Regions from separate parts of the Homo sapiens genome. Here region 2 is linked to region 1. A link is a contact called in ENCODE Hi-C or POLR2A ChIA-PET data. All regions are on one chromosome and are shown on one strand. The core of a region is the stretch at or near the end of the contact, and the rest is flanking DNA. Distances in the headings are between cores, read along the strand shown. Region 1 holds the start of ZW10 (zw10 kinetochore protein). Region 2 overlaps TMPRSS5 (transmembrane serine protease 5).

What was found. A loop is a pair of places that touch in the nucleus more often than their neighbours do. ChIA-PET counts read pairs that join two places held with the same protein, here RNA polymerase II (POLR2A). Pooled maps may share reads with other maps.
Region 2: a loop to region 1 is called in a map with no recorded cell type, with 2.4 times the contacts of the local background. The contact joins the enhancer-like site here to the promoter of ZW10 in region 1. A Hi-C loop is called at or near these places in 2 of 37 single-sample maps with no recorded cell type and 2 of 50 pooled maps. POLR2A ChIA-PET finds 5 or more read pairs at or near these places in 1 of 52 experiments (activated T-cell).

The regions. Positions count from the first base shown.
Region 1 is chr11:113,770,345-113,776,560 of GRCh38, forward strand. It overlaps ZW10 (zw10 kinetochore protein), which reads right to left and starts at 3,348. Exons shown (of 16, transcript NM_004724.4): 1 at 3,218-3,348. The coding sequence starts at 3,322. RefSeq lists enhancers at 3,079-3,348, 3,479-3,538.
Region 2 is chr11:113,686,892-113,693,107 of GRCh38, forward strand. It overlaps TMPRSS5 (transmembrane serine protease 5), which reads right to left. Exons shown (of 13, transcript NM_030770.4): 9 at 6,180-6,216; 10 at 3,950-4,048; 11 at 3,340-3,482; 12 at 2,874-3,026; 13 at 659-1,383. The coding sequence ends at 1,369. Among named protein-coding and RNA genes, the nearest start is that of TMPRSS5, 16 kb to the right of the region's middle. RefSeq lists enhancers at 2,449-2,950, 3,178-4,377. Within about 2 kb of position 3,905, at least 3 of the 41 ENCODE cell types and tissues checked have a DNase peak (open chromatin) inside an H3K27ac peak, as active enhancers do.

The sequences.
Region 1 (6,216 bases), core at 2,098-4,597:
TCCAAAACTGCTGGGATTATAGGTGTGAGCCATAGTGCCCAGCCTAATTTTTTTTTTTTTTTTTTTACTTGGATGATACATGTTTGCAAGAAAAACAGATATGAAGACAGTATTTTGGCTTGCTTATGAGATGCATATGGCTTGTCAGAGCTCATTCAACAGTTAAAGCCATTGTTTAAAGAAATGATGCATCCCGGCATTGTGGCTCACACCTGTAATCCCAGCACTTTGGGAAGCCAAGGCAGGTGGATCACTTGAGGTCAGGAGTTCAAGAATAGCCTGGCCAACATGGTGAAAACCCATCTCTACTAAAATACAAATAAATTAGCCGGTCGCGGTGGTGGGCGCCTGTAGTCCCAGCTACTTGGGAGGCTGAGGCAGGAGAATCACTTGAACCTAGAAGGCAGAGATTGCAGTGAGCCAATAACTCGCCACTGCATTCCAGCCTGGGCGACAGGGCGAGAGAGACTCTACCTCAAAAAAGAAAAAAAAAAAAAAAGAAATGATGCTGCACTCTGTGTTTGTGCTCCTGATTTCCCTGCAGGTTCTAGATGAAGGTTGCACGTTGCACACAGGCTCATTAACGTCAGTCTGTACTTCCTCAAGTCGGGGACTTGAGGATGCTATTTTTTTTTTTTTTTTTTTTGAGACAGAGTCTCACTCCGTCGCCCAGGCTGGACTGCAGTGGTGGAGCAATCTCACCTCACTGCAATTTCCACTTCCCGGGTTCAAGCGATTCTTCTGCCTCAGCCTCCAGAGTAGCTGGGATTACAGGCGCCCACCACCACACCCGGCTAATTTGTGTATTTTTAGTAGAGAAGAAGTTTCACCATGTTGGCCAGGCTGATCTGGAGCTCCTGACCTCAGGTTATCTACCCACCTTGGCCTCCCAAAGTGCTGGGATTACAGGCGTGAGCCACCGCACCTGGCTGAGGTTGCGTTTTGAGCATAGGGTACAGAAGCCTTTCTGGATTTGGATGTGGCTGAGGAAAGAAGACAGAAGCCAAGGCCATGCACATAAAATGAGGGGTTTGAGTTAGTACTTACCTGGGCTGGAGTGGGGGCAGGGGGTCCATCTTACAGTAAAATCTTAAAAGAAATTATTTTTAGCCTGTCTCTATTCCTTGGGTGGTTCATTTCAAAGGGTTATTTGCCTCATTCCATATCTTCAGTGAAATCTTACGTGTAATTGTGTGTATGTATTCCACCATGGGAAGAGAGAACACCTGTTTAGTGTTGCACTTTAGACTGGTGTCTTGTTTTGTTAATGCAGCTGTGCCACAAATTCTCCTTTATCTTTTAAAAATGTGATGGCTTTAAATTGATTTTGTTTTTCTTTTTGAGATGGAGTCTCACTCCGTCCCTCGGGCTGGAACGCAGTGGCACAATCTCGGCTCACTGCAACCTCAACCTCCCAGGTTCAAACGATCCTCCTGCCTCAGCCTCCAGAGTAGCTGGGGATTACAGGCGCACACCACCACGCCTGGCTAATTTTGTTAAATTATTATTTTGACAGAGGAATAAATACATGAATTAAAAAAAAGAACAAATTATGCTTGCCCTCAAATTCCTACGTAGTAAAGATACTATATACTTGAGCAACAAGAATACAGGACTGAAATGTAATACAGCAACAAAGTTACAAAGCCTTCCAGGAGCACAAATGAGAAAGAGATCCCCTCTCCCTGAGGGAAGATAAAGATTTTTTTTTATGCAGGAGACATTTGAAATGGAACTTGAAAAATGGGTTTGAAAAATACTACAGGTAAAGATGGAAAAATGGCAACATAAGCAAAATATGGGATTAAAAAAGGGAGGGAGAGCAGAGAAAGTAATTCTCAATTGGCTGAAGATTCAAGTTGGTAAAGGAAACTAGTGAAAGCAAAGAAAGGCATGTTGGGTCCAGAACACGCAGGAGCTAGGGTCGCTTGCCATGCTAGAGTAACTTAAAAACCTGTCCTCTTTCCATCACATTAAACAGTGGTGAAAAATCCGAAAGCCATATTAAAGAAGAGATGTCAGGGATATGACTACTTAAAATTCAGGAAACTACTTTTGTAAAATCAAGAGCTGTTAGGAAGGGTTATACCTGTGCCCTTATGGTGTGTGGCAAACTTGCTCCCTCGAAACCCTACTTGACTCAGATACACAAAATTTTAAATGAAAGCAACTGAAGATGTGGACAAATACTGGCAAGGTAACAATATCAGTACAAAGCAAAACTGTGTGTGGCTACGTGCTTCCAGTTTTTGTATCAATCTCAAGGCAGCAACGTTTACGTAGGTACCAATGACACTCAGCACAGCTTCATGTGCTTGTAGATGAAGTTTTAAAACCACATTAAGAGGCCGGAGACGGTGGCTTACACCTGTAATCCCAGCACTTTGGGAGGCCGAGGCGGGTGGATCACCTGAGGTCAAGAGTTCGAGACCAGTCTGGCCAACATGGTGAAACTCCGTCTGTACTAAAAATACAAAAAAAAAAAAAAAAAAATTAGCCAGGCGTGGTGGCACGCGCCTGTAATCTCAGCTACTCGGGAGGCTGAGGCAGGAGAATCGCTTGAACCCGGGAGGCAGAGGTCGCGGTGAGCCGAGATCACTCCAGCCTGGGCGACAGAGCAAGACTCCATCTCAAAAGATAGATAGATACATAAAAATAAAAACATACTGAGGGTTTGGGTTTGTTTTTTTTTTAATGTCGGGGAGGAGAAAGGTGCAATCCTCCAGGCTATTTTATTCATCAACAAATCAAGGAGTGGGTGGAGGAAATAAACACTCATCGATGGAAGAAGGGGAAGGGGGATCCTGTCTTTTCTATTCCTCTCCTGCGCTCGCTCCCTAGCTTCCTCGGAGCTTCCAGTTGCTCCTCCCGCTCTGCTGGTCTCTTCAGTCTCCCTCTTCCCGCGGCACACCCCTCCCCAACATAACTCCACTCTCCAGTGCTCTCCAGCCACCGCCTGTTCGTCCCCACAGTCCCAGGTCTCCTCGCCTCCTCAGTTCCCAACCCCTGTGTGGGCTCCCCTCCAAGATCCCTCCTCAATCCACACATTCTGGGCCCCTCCACTCCTCATTCAGCCCCCACAACTAGATCTCCCCAACAGGCCCCACTCTGCTGGTCCCCACTCTGTCTGCCCTTAGCCCCTGACTCCTCTCTCCAGTCCCTTCACACAAGGACCCGGAGTCCCCTTCCAGTCAGCAGACAGCTGCCCCGCTCTCACCTTGATCTCCTCCACCCGCCGGGTCAGGCGGCTGATCCGGGTCCCCAGATCCTCCTTTTCCAGCCTCCCGGAGTGTGCCAAAACTTCTGTCACGAACGAGGCCATGGCCAAGACGGGAACCAACGCTGACTGGGTCACTCTCGTAGCCAGCGCCGCAGCTCCCGTCCCGCCGGCCGTCTTGACGCGAGGCCTGCCGGGAAACGGAGTCTCGCGGGCCTCAGACCGCCGCCCGGAAGGCGAGGGGCGCACTACAACTCCCAGCAGGCACCGCGCCAATCCCGAGATGGGATTTCCACGGTGTCCCGTAGTTGGCAAACTGTAAGCAGACGCGTTTTCTTCCTTAGTTGTTTTCAAAGTTCGTTGCTTCCCGCCCGTTTTTCACTGGAGGAAATTAAACGTTTTTAATAACCAGGTCTAACTGAACCTTTCTAAACTTCAAAAGGCTTACTTGTAAAATTATCTAACTGAAAGAGCCAACGAGCCCATCTCGATCTTTTTTCCTCAACTTTTATTGGGCCGCTGTGGCACCAGAATCTACGAATGGCGCCCTCTAGAGTTGTGTAAAGAAGTGGCGTCACCTCATTATAAATAAAAGGTTGCTTATAATTGCATCTATGTACATATATTACATCTACGTGATACATTACACATTTACATTACCTACATTACATATTTATATTACTTAGATATACATAATATTAGTCCTGTGTGAACAAGATACTTAGTACTTTCTGTCATATTATAAATATATAAATGTGTCAAAAGCTTTTAAAAATGGTTTCATTATTTTAATGCATTGCATACAGAAAGATGTTCACAATATTCTATGTATACTATGATTCCTTTTTAAAAACTTAAGTGTATAACCATTGGTCAGAAAACAAAAAGTATGTAAGTATGTATGTAAAGGACAGACATCAAATTATCCTATGGGTGGTGGATTTATGGTATTTATTCTCTTCTCTGCCCTTGCTTTCTCTATTTTTCTGCAGTAAACATACACAGTCCTCCCTTGGTATGGGGGGATTGGTTCCAGAAACCTCCCCTGCCCCAGTAGCAAAATCCGTGGATGCTCAAGTCTCTTACATAAAATGATGTAATGTTTACAAGTAACCAGCACACATCCTCCCCATACACTTTAAATCATCTCTTGATTACTTATAAGACCTAATACAAATCAATCTAAATGCTATAGAGTCGTTATATTGTATTTTGATTTGCATTATTTTTTGTTGTTGTATTGTTATTTTTTATTAGTTTTTTCCAGAATATTTTTGATCTGTGGTTGGTTGGATCCGTGGATACCAAGAGCCAGATGTACTGTTTTGATTAAAAGGTTTTTGGTTTTTTAAAAAGATATATTGTGAGGGTTGACCCCAAGTAGGCACTGACTCTAAGATCCCTGACAATTGTTAAGTGTCTTTGAGACAATCTGCTTATCCCAGTGAAGCAAGGGCCAATTCACATGCCATGAGCAAAGGAAACAAAACTGGGATTGAGAGAGGAAGCACTGAAAACAGCCAAAACATCCTGAGAAACTCCCTTCCTTGGAAAACCAAATCAATTTCTTTTTGGTAGACCTGTCAACTTTGAATTCTAACTGCAACTAATAATAAATGCCCAATGACAAAGAATGACTGATAGATGAAAATTCTGAAACTTTGTACTGCATATTTATTAAGCAATTATCACATAGCAGACATTGTGCTAGGTCTGGGGACCCACAACATGTGAATATATAATCACAGAAAAATATGATAATTACTAATTTGTAGGTAGATGAGGGATGGATCTAGATTTAGTGGAACTTAAATCTTATACAGTTGCAGGGAGGGGAAGGACTCTTTAAAGAAAAGAATATAAAATAATGAATACAAAATTAGATGTCAGCCTTAGAAGGGGCTTGTGCAAGTAATGAGCTGTGAAGTTTAATCTGCCCCTGAGGAAGATGCAAATGGCAGAGGAAATATTGGAGGAAGAGCACCCAGTCTCTGACTGAATTAGAAAGGTTTCACAATGTTAACATTTACAGGAGGCCATCACTTTGGACTGAGTTCCTGCACTAAGCCCAACAGACCAAACCAAAATGGAGTCACTCATGCTAAAGCTCTACTTCGCCAAACCAAAACTAAGCTGTCTGTCTGACCTTCTGAGAAATCAGGAGAATGAGAGATAATCACCAAATTCCCAAACCTGCCAGTTTCAGTCTTCATGATAACGAAGTTCCCTCTGTTTTAATTCTTACAAAAAAGTACCTGAACTAAACTGATGCCAATCAATCAGTTATTTTTCTATTGTTCTGTTTCTCAGTTCCCACCTTACCAGGAAATTAAATTTGAAACAGCCAATCTGCTTTTTGTTCTTTGTGTCTCCTTTCTTCAGCCTTTTTCTTTCTATAAAACCAACCTCATCTGTTCAGCTCATCGGGACACTGATTCTACTTTATGGAATGAAGTGTTGCCTGATTCTAGAATCACAAATAAAGTGAATTAAGATCTTTAAACTAAACTCGTTGTAATTTTGTCTTTTGACAACGGTAATGAGAAATCTGAAGTGAGAATGAAAGGAAGTGCTACTTTGAGGTTGAGGTTCTGGGACCTCCCTCCAGAAAACCTGTGTGTACAGACCCACAAAACACAACTGCCTAAGTTCTTGCTTCTTCCTGAGCAGAGAGACTACTGGGTAAGGTGAAGACTGTTCCTCAAGGTCCAAGGAAAAGTCAGGGAAGAGCCAGAGTTAGGCTGAGAAAGGAGAAGAAAGAGCGTGCAGCATGGAATGTGATGGCTACACACAGTCAATGCATGCAGCAATGAATGAATACTTGAATTTAAAAAAAGAAATTAATAAATGCATGTGTTCTGTATTCCCTCATTAACCTCACCTTCTTCATAGTTCACATTTATCATGGCTTATATGTCTCCCAATTCACAGATGTTCATAAATCATCAGGAAAAGGCAAGGAAGTCAGGAGCAAAGTCTGAAAGGATTCCTCCTGGCCT
Region 2 (6,216 bases), core at 2,655-5,154, 83 kb before region 1:
TTTTTTTTTTTTTGAGACAGAGTCTCACTCTGTCACCCAGGCTGGAGTGCGGCTCGGCTCACTGCCATCTCTGCCTCCCAGGTTCACGCCATTCTCCTGCCTCAGCCTCCCGAGTAGCTGGGACTACAAGGCGCCCGCCACCATGCCTGGCTAATTTTTTGTATTTTTAGTACAGATGGGGTTTCACTGTGTTAGCCAGGATGGTCTCGATCTCCTGACCTCGTGATCTGCCGGCCTCGGCCTCCCAAAGTGCTGGGATTACAGGGGTGAGCCACCGCGCCCAGCCAACATATAGATTTAACAAATTTAAAGAATTAAACAAACCCCATTTCTACAAAAGATACAAAAGAAGAATTAGCCGTGTGTGGTGGCATGCACCTGTAGTCCCAGCTACCAGAGAGGTTGAGGTGGCAGGCACTGAGCCCACAACATCGAGGCTGCAGTGAGCAGAGATGGTGCCACTGCACTCCAGCCTGGGCAAAACAAATAAGCACAAACCAAAATTCTCAAGTAGATGAACAGGAGTCAGCACCAAAGCTTCAATATGTATAGAAGATAGAAGGAAAATTGTAATTCTACCCTGTAATATGTGTTTGTGTCTGTCTGTCTGTCTGTCTGTCTTTGTGCGAGTGAGAGAGAGGAGACAGAGAAAACTGGACCAAGACCATATATCACTTTAATAACAGAACTCCTTGGACCAGTTCACAGAACTGTCATTTAAAACCAATGTCCTAGACCAACTCCAACCTTCTTGTTTTCCAGTGTACCCACCCCACACAGGGCCAGCCACAGCCAGGTGAGAACAGGAAGGGGAGTGGAGAGGGAGAGTGGAGAGGGTCCTGACTCCCATAGGCTTCATCTGGGCTGGCCCAGCCTTGACCCCATCTGCCCAGGAGCCTCTCAGCCATGGAGTCCTCTAGGGAGGCACTTAGCCCACCTAGAGCACAGGAAAAAGGTGGGACGGGGGGCACCTCCCAGCACCCTCCCAAAAGACTCACACAGGGGCAGGGAGGGGAGAGGGCAGAAGGGCAGGCTTCCTGCTGCTTCTAGCAGCCTCTTCATCTCCAGCTCCTACCTCTCTCCTCCCCCTCATCCCTCAGCAACCACAGCATGCCCAACCAAGTCCCAGCCTCTCTTCTGTCATTGAGTCTCTAGTGAGAAAGAGGACTCTGAAATCAGGGCCCAAGAGGAGAGACCTGTTGGCTGGGTGGCTGGCCAGTGGGTAGTGACTGTTCCTCACACACAGTAGTAGGAGGTCCATGCGTTCTGTGTCGGAGGCTACTGCCTCTCCTCCATTAGTGGAGCTGCTGGAGGCCCCAGGAAGCATGAGGCAGTGGTGTGCAGTGAGACTGGAGGAAACAGCAGGACTCAGAGGAGGGAGTCCTAGACCAAAAGGGAAAGGAACTGATTCACAGCATGGCTCTACACTAGCCAAGCGACTTTTATTTTAGTAAATCACTTAACCATGCAGGGCCTTGATTTTCACTTCTATCAAATGAGGCTAAAAATATCTGCTGCTCAAGATTTTTTGTAAGATTTCTTTGAGAAGATCAATACATACATTCCCTGTAAACTCCGAATGTATTATCTACCAACCCCCACCCCTGCCCAACCTTAGAGGAAGATGCTTTTCATGATCATGCCCTAAATTTGTAAAATACTTTAGGTAAATAATGTTTTTGTTTTGTTTTGTTTTTGAGACAGAGTCCTGCTCTGTCGCCCAGCCTGGAGTGCAGTGGCACGATCTCAGCTCACTGGAACCTCCGCCTCCCAGGTTTAAGCGATTCTCCTGCCTCAACCTCCCAAGTAGCTGGGTGCGTGCCACCATGCCCAGCTAACTTTTGTATTTTTAGTATAGACAGGGTTTCACCATGTTGGTCAGGCTGGTCTCGAACTCCTGACCTCGTGATCCGCCCACCTCGGCCGCCCAAAGTGCTAGGATTACAGGCGTGAGCCACCCCACCCGACCAGTAATGTGTTTTTATACACATTATCTCACTTGGCCTTCCCATTGAACAGATGAAGGAGAGTGGCTTGCCCGGAGTCACACAATTTACGTAGGTGCAGAACCCGAACTGCTAAATGCTGAGCTCTCTCCACAGTGCAGGGAATGTGGCCACTAGTAACTGCCTTAGAGACCAGGGATGAATGATGGTAACAGATATACACATAAATAACACGATAGGCCGGGCACAGTGGTGCATGCCTGTAATCCCAGCACTTTGGGAGGCCAAGGCTGGTGGATCACCTGAGCTCAGGAGTTCAAGACCAGCCTGACCAACATGGTGAAACCCATCTCTACTAAATACAAAAAATTAGCCAGGCGTGGTGGTGCATGCCTGTAATCCCAGCTACTTGGGAGGCTGAGGCAGGAAAATCGCTTGAACCCGGGAGATAGAGGTTGCAGTGAGCTGAGATTGCACCATTGTACTCCTGCCTGGGCAACAAGAGCAAAACTCCATCTCAAAAAAAAACAAAAAACACTGCAGATCACTCACTCTAAGCCTAGCACTGTGCTAGGCATTGTACGGGTCTTATTTAATAGCATATAACAATAGCATATAAGTAGCCATCATGGTTATTATCAGGAAATTAAGGTTTAACAAAGTTAGAAATTTGCCAAAGGTCGACACAGGAAATGGTAGATCTGGGATACAAACTCAGGCATACTCTTACCCAGTTCATCCTTAAACTGATAGAAATCCAATGGATTCCATGTTTAAGCTTCACTTCTTCCTCCACTCACTCTGGGGAATATGTCCTAGCACCCTCCCCAGTCCCCAGCAGGGCCCGGGCCTAAGGGGTAAGGTTCCTTGCATTCGAGGGCAGGTCCTTTAGAAATCTCCCTGCCCTACTCCTGCCCCCACACTCACCTGAGCAGTGTCATGGATCCAGTCCAGAAACTCAGCTACCTTGGCGTAGACACCTGGGTGATTGGGCTCTGCGCAGCCACGCCCCCAGCTGACCACCCCCACTAGGCGCCATGTGTCCCCATCTGGGCACACTAGGGGGCCCCCGCTATCTCCCTAAGGGATCCAGGCATGGAGACACAGAGAAACAGCCAGTTAGTTCTTCCTGATGGAGAGCACCAGACCACTATGGCAAGTGGAATCTCCTTACTGGGCCCCGCCTGCTTCTAGCTGAGATATCTGCTGGCCTCACCCCTCCTTAAACCCTTAGCATGAGCTCCAGACTTGCCTAGGTGCCCCTCCTTCTAGAGAGGCTGTCTCACACCACTGACAAGCTCAGACCAGGGCAGGGGGCCAAGTCACAGCAGGCCCCCTGCCCTCCCACCCCCACCTCCACTCCCACCCTCACCCCAGCCACCACAGGCCACACCTGGCATGCATCAGCCCTTCCGTCCAGGTAGCCAGCGCAAAGCATGCGGGGGGTGAGGGCTCCGCTGTACACGCAAGAGCTGTTGCAGAGCTGAGTGCTGAACAAGGGCACCACCGTGTCCTGGAGCATATCCGAGCTGTAAGCTATGAGAGACACCGAGAAAAACTGCAGGGCACAAAGCAAGGCCCAGGCAGGCAGAGCAGCAAGAGGGGAGGTAATTCGAAGTCCCAGAGACAGGGAGACCCAAAGAGGCGAGCCCAGGGTGGGAGCTGTGGACGCTGAGCAAGGAAGCAGTAGGCTATCGGACTTGGGGGCTGGGAGTGGGAAGAGCAGGAGGACTCACACATACACCAAATGTGAGACCATGGCGCTCCTGGGACAAGGGGAGGGGGAGTAAAAGGGTCTGGGTTTAGGGAAAACTTGCAGTAGATGTTCTCCCCAGAAAGGCCCAAGCAGGGGAGACTGGAGACCCTAGGCCTGACCAAGGGTGATGCCAGGGAAAAACAGGGCTGGCACTGTCATGTGGCCAGGGGATGTGGCCTTGCCTCACCCTGGGGAAGAATGCCTCCCACACCCGCCCCTGCACCGAGGGCCCAGGGAGCTGACTCACTATGGCTAGGGTGGGTGTGGCCCCAGCCAGACACCCAGCACCGCGAGCCCTTCGGAAAATGCTGTTCCTTGGCCGGCAGGCACACAGCGCCCACAGTGTCTGTAGAGAGGCACATGGTCCTGGTCCCCAGTCAGGCTTGGCTTCCCCCACTGCAGAGCCTGGGCGAAGGACCCAGGACTGGCAAGTCCTCCTCAGCCCCCTTCTCAAACAGTCCTGGCTCCTGGGTTCCACCAGCCAGGCCTCCTAGATGGCTATGCAAGTGGGGCACTGTCCCATCTTTGGGGTCCCCTGTCACAGAGGACAGCATGCAAACTGCAGTGTGCATGGCGCCCTCTATGGGTGGACAGGACCCATGCTGCCCCCTCCCCACACCTGGGGATGGAGTGGGGGTGAAAATTCTTTCAGGCCATGGGCACCCAACTTCTAATGAGGACAGTGTTTCCAAAAACGTGACATATCCCATGGGTGCAGCCATGCATGATTTTAGGTAGTACATAGGCACACTATTGAGTAAAGCATTCACTTGGGGAGAACGCCATGTCCTTTTCAATTCTCTTTCAGTCCCTCTAACCGCATCACAGAGAAAGACTTCATTTGGTGCTGGTCTGTGCCTTTCTTACTGCCTGCCGTCCTCCCACCAAACAGGAGACAGCACGCCCAGGTGCAGCAACTTCTGCAGCGGACTCAGCTACCTAGAACTTCCACACTGATTTCTTTTCATGCTACATATTTTTGTGGTTAGGATCTATTTATTATAAGTAACATAGGTTCTCTAGTTAGGTAAGTAATATAGGTTCTCTAACTAGAGATACTAATTATTATCTATTTACTATACCTATTTTGTATATTTAAATAGTAAATATGCTATTTACTTACTATACTATATAGTAAATATACTATTTATTATAACTAAATAAGTATATTTAAAAGAGAAATACTACTACAGTAGATACTCATGTAGTATCTACTACTTAGATACTAATATAGTCGTATTTTTCTTTTAAATACACTTATTTCGGTCAACTAAGAAAGTTTTCTTTTCCTTTTTTTTCTTTTTTTTTTTTTGAGACGGAGTCTTGCTTTGTCACCCAGGCTGGAGTGCAGTGGCATGATCTCAGCTCACTGCAATCTCTGCCTCCCAGGTTCAAGTGATCCTCCTGCCTCAGCCTCCCGAGTAGCTGGGACTACAGGCATGAGCTACCACACCCAGCTCATTTTTGTATTTTTAGTAGAGACGGGGTTTCACCATGTTGGCCAGGCTGGCCTTGAACTCCTGACCTCAAATGATCTGCCCACCTCACCCTCCCAAAGTGCTGGGATTACAGGCGTGAGCCGCCATGCCCAGCCTTAGAAATATCTGTTGAACGATAGTTCACGTATGTGATACAATTTGTGAAATGTGTATGGCAATGACTGTTATTTGGGAAACTTAAGGCTACAGGTAATGACGGGAGGAAGGAGTGTTAAGTATATGTGAACGTATATGTGTGTGTACAGTGTGCATGTTTGTGTGTGTGGTGTGTGTGCGCAAGTGTGTTCATGTGAGCACGTACATGTGAGCATGTGTGAATGCTCACGTGTGAGTCTATGTGCACATGACTGTGTGAGTGCATGTGTGTGTGTGTTTGTAGGTGAATGCCCACATGCACGTGTGTGTCGGGGAGAGTGGCTGCTGGTATAGCTCCAGCCTGGGCTCACGGGCAGGTGCAGCAGCAGGAGGAGCCCTGGCATCAGGCTTAGGAACTGTTTGCCACATGACCTTGAAGAGAGTTGCTTCCCTCCCTGCACTGCAGTGCTCTTGTCTGTATCTACCTGTTTCAACTATCTATCAGGGTTGTTACGAGGACTGAAAGAGAAGATATTTGAAAAAATGTATCTCATAAACTGTAACATGGCACCAAATGGCTAGGACCCGAGGCTAGCCTGGGGACAGGGGTGGAGCAGCCTATTGGTGGATGGGGCAGCTGCTTCAGACCTCAAGGCAAAGCCCACCTGCCCCCTAGCCATGAAATGGGTCTGAACCTCTTTTCCCAAAAGAGCCTGTACAAGAGTTGATAACAATTTCAGAACCAGATGATGCCAAAATTCACTAGTCCCAAAATAAATAGAATGTTTTAAGGTTTACAGTGTTCAGAGGAAACTTCAGAAATCAGCTCACCACTCTCCCACCCAGCCCCCGCCCTCTCTCGCCATAGTCTCCAGCCTGCCCACCCTCAAGCCAGTGCCGCACCTGAGAAGTTGAGAGCGGTCTGGAGCCTCAGGAGGGC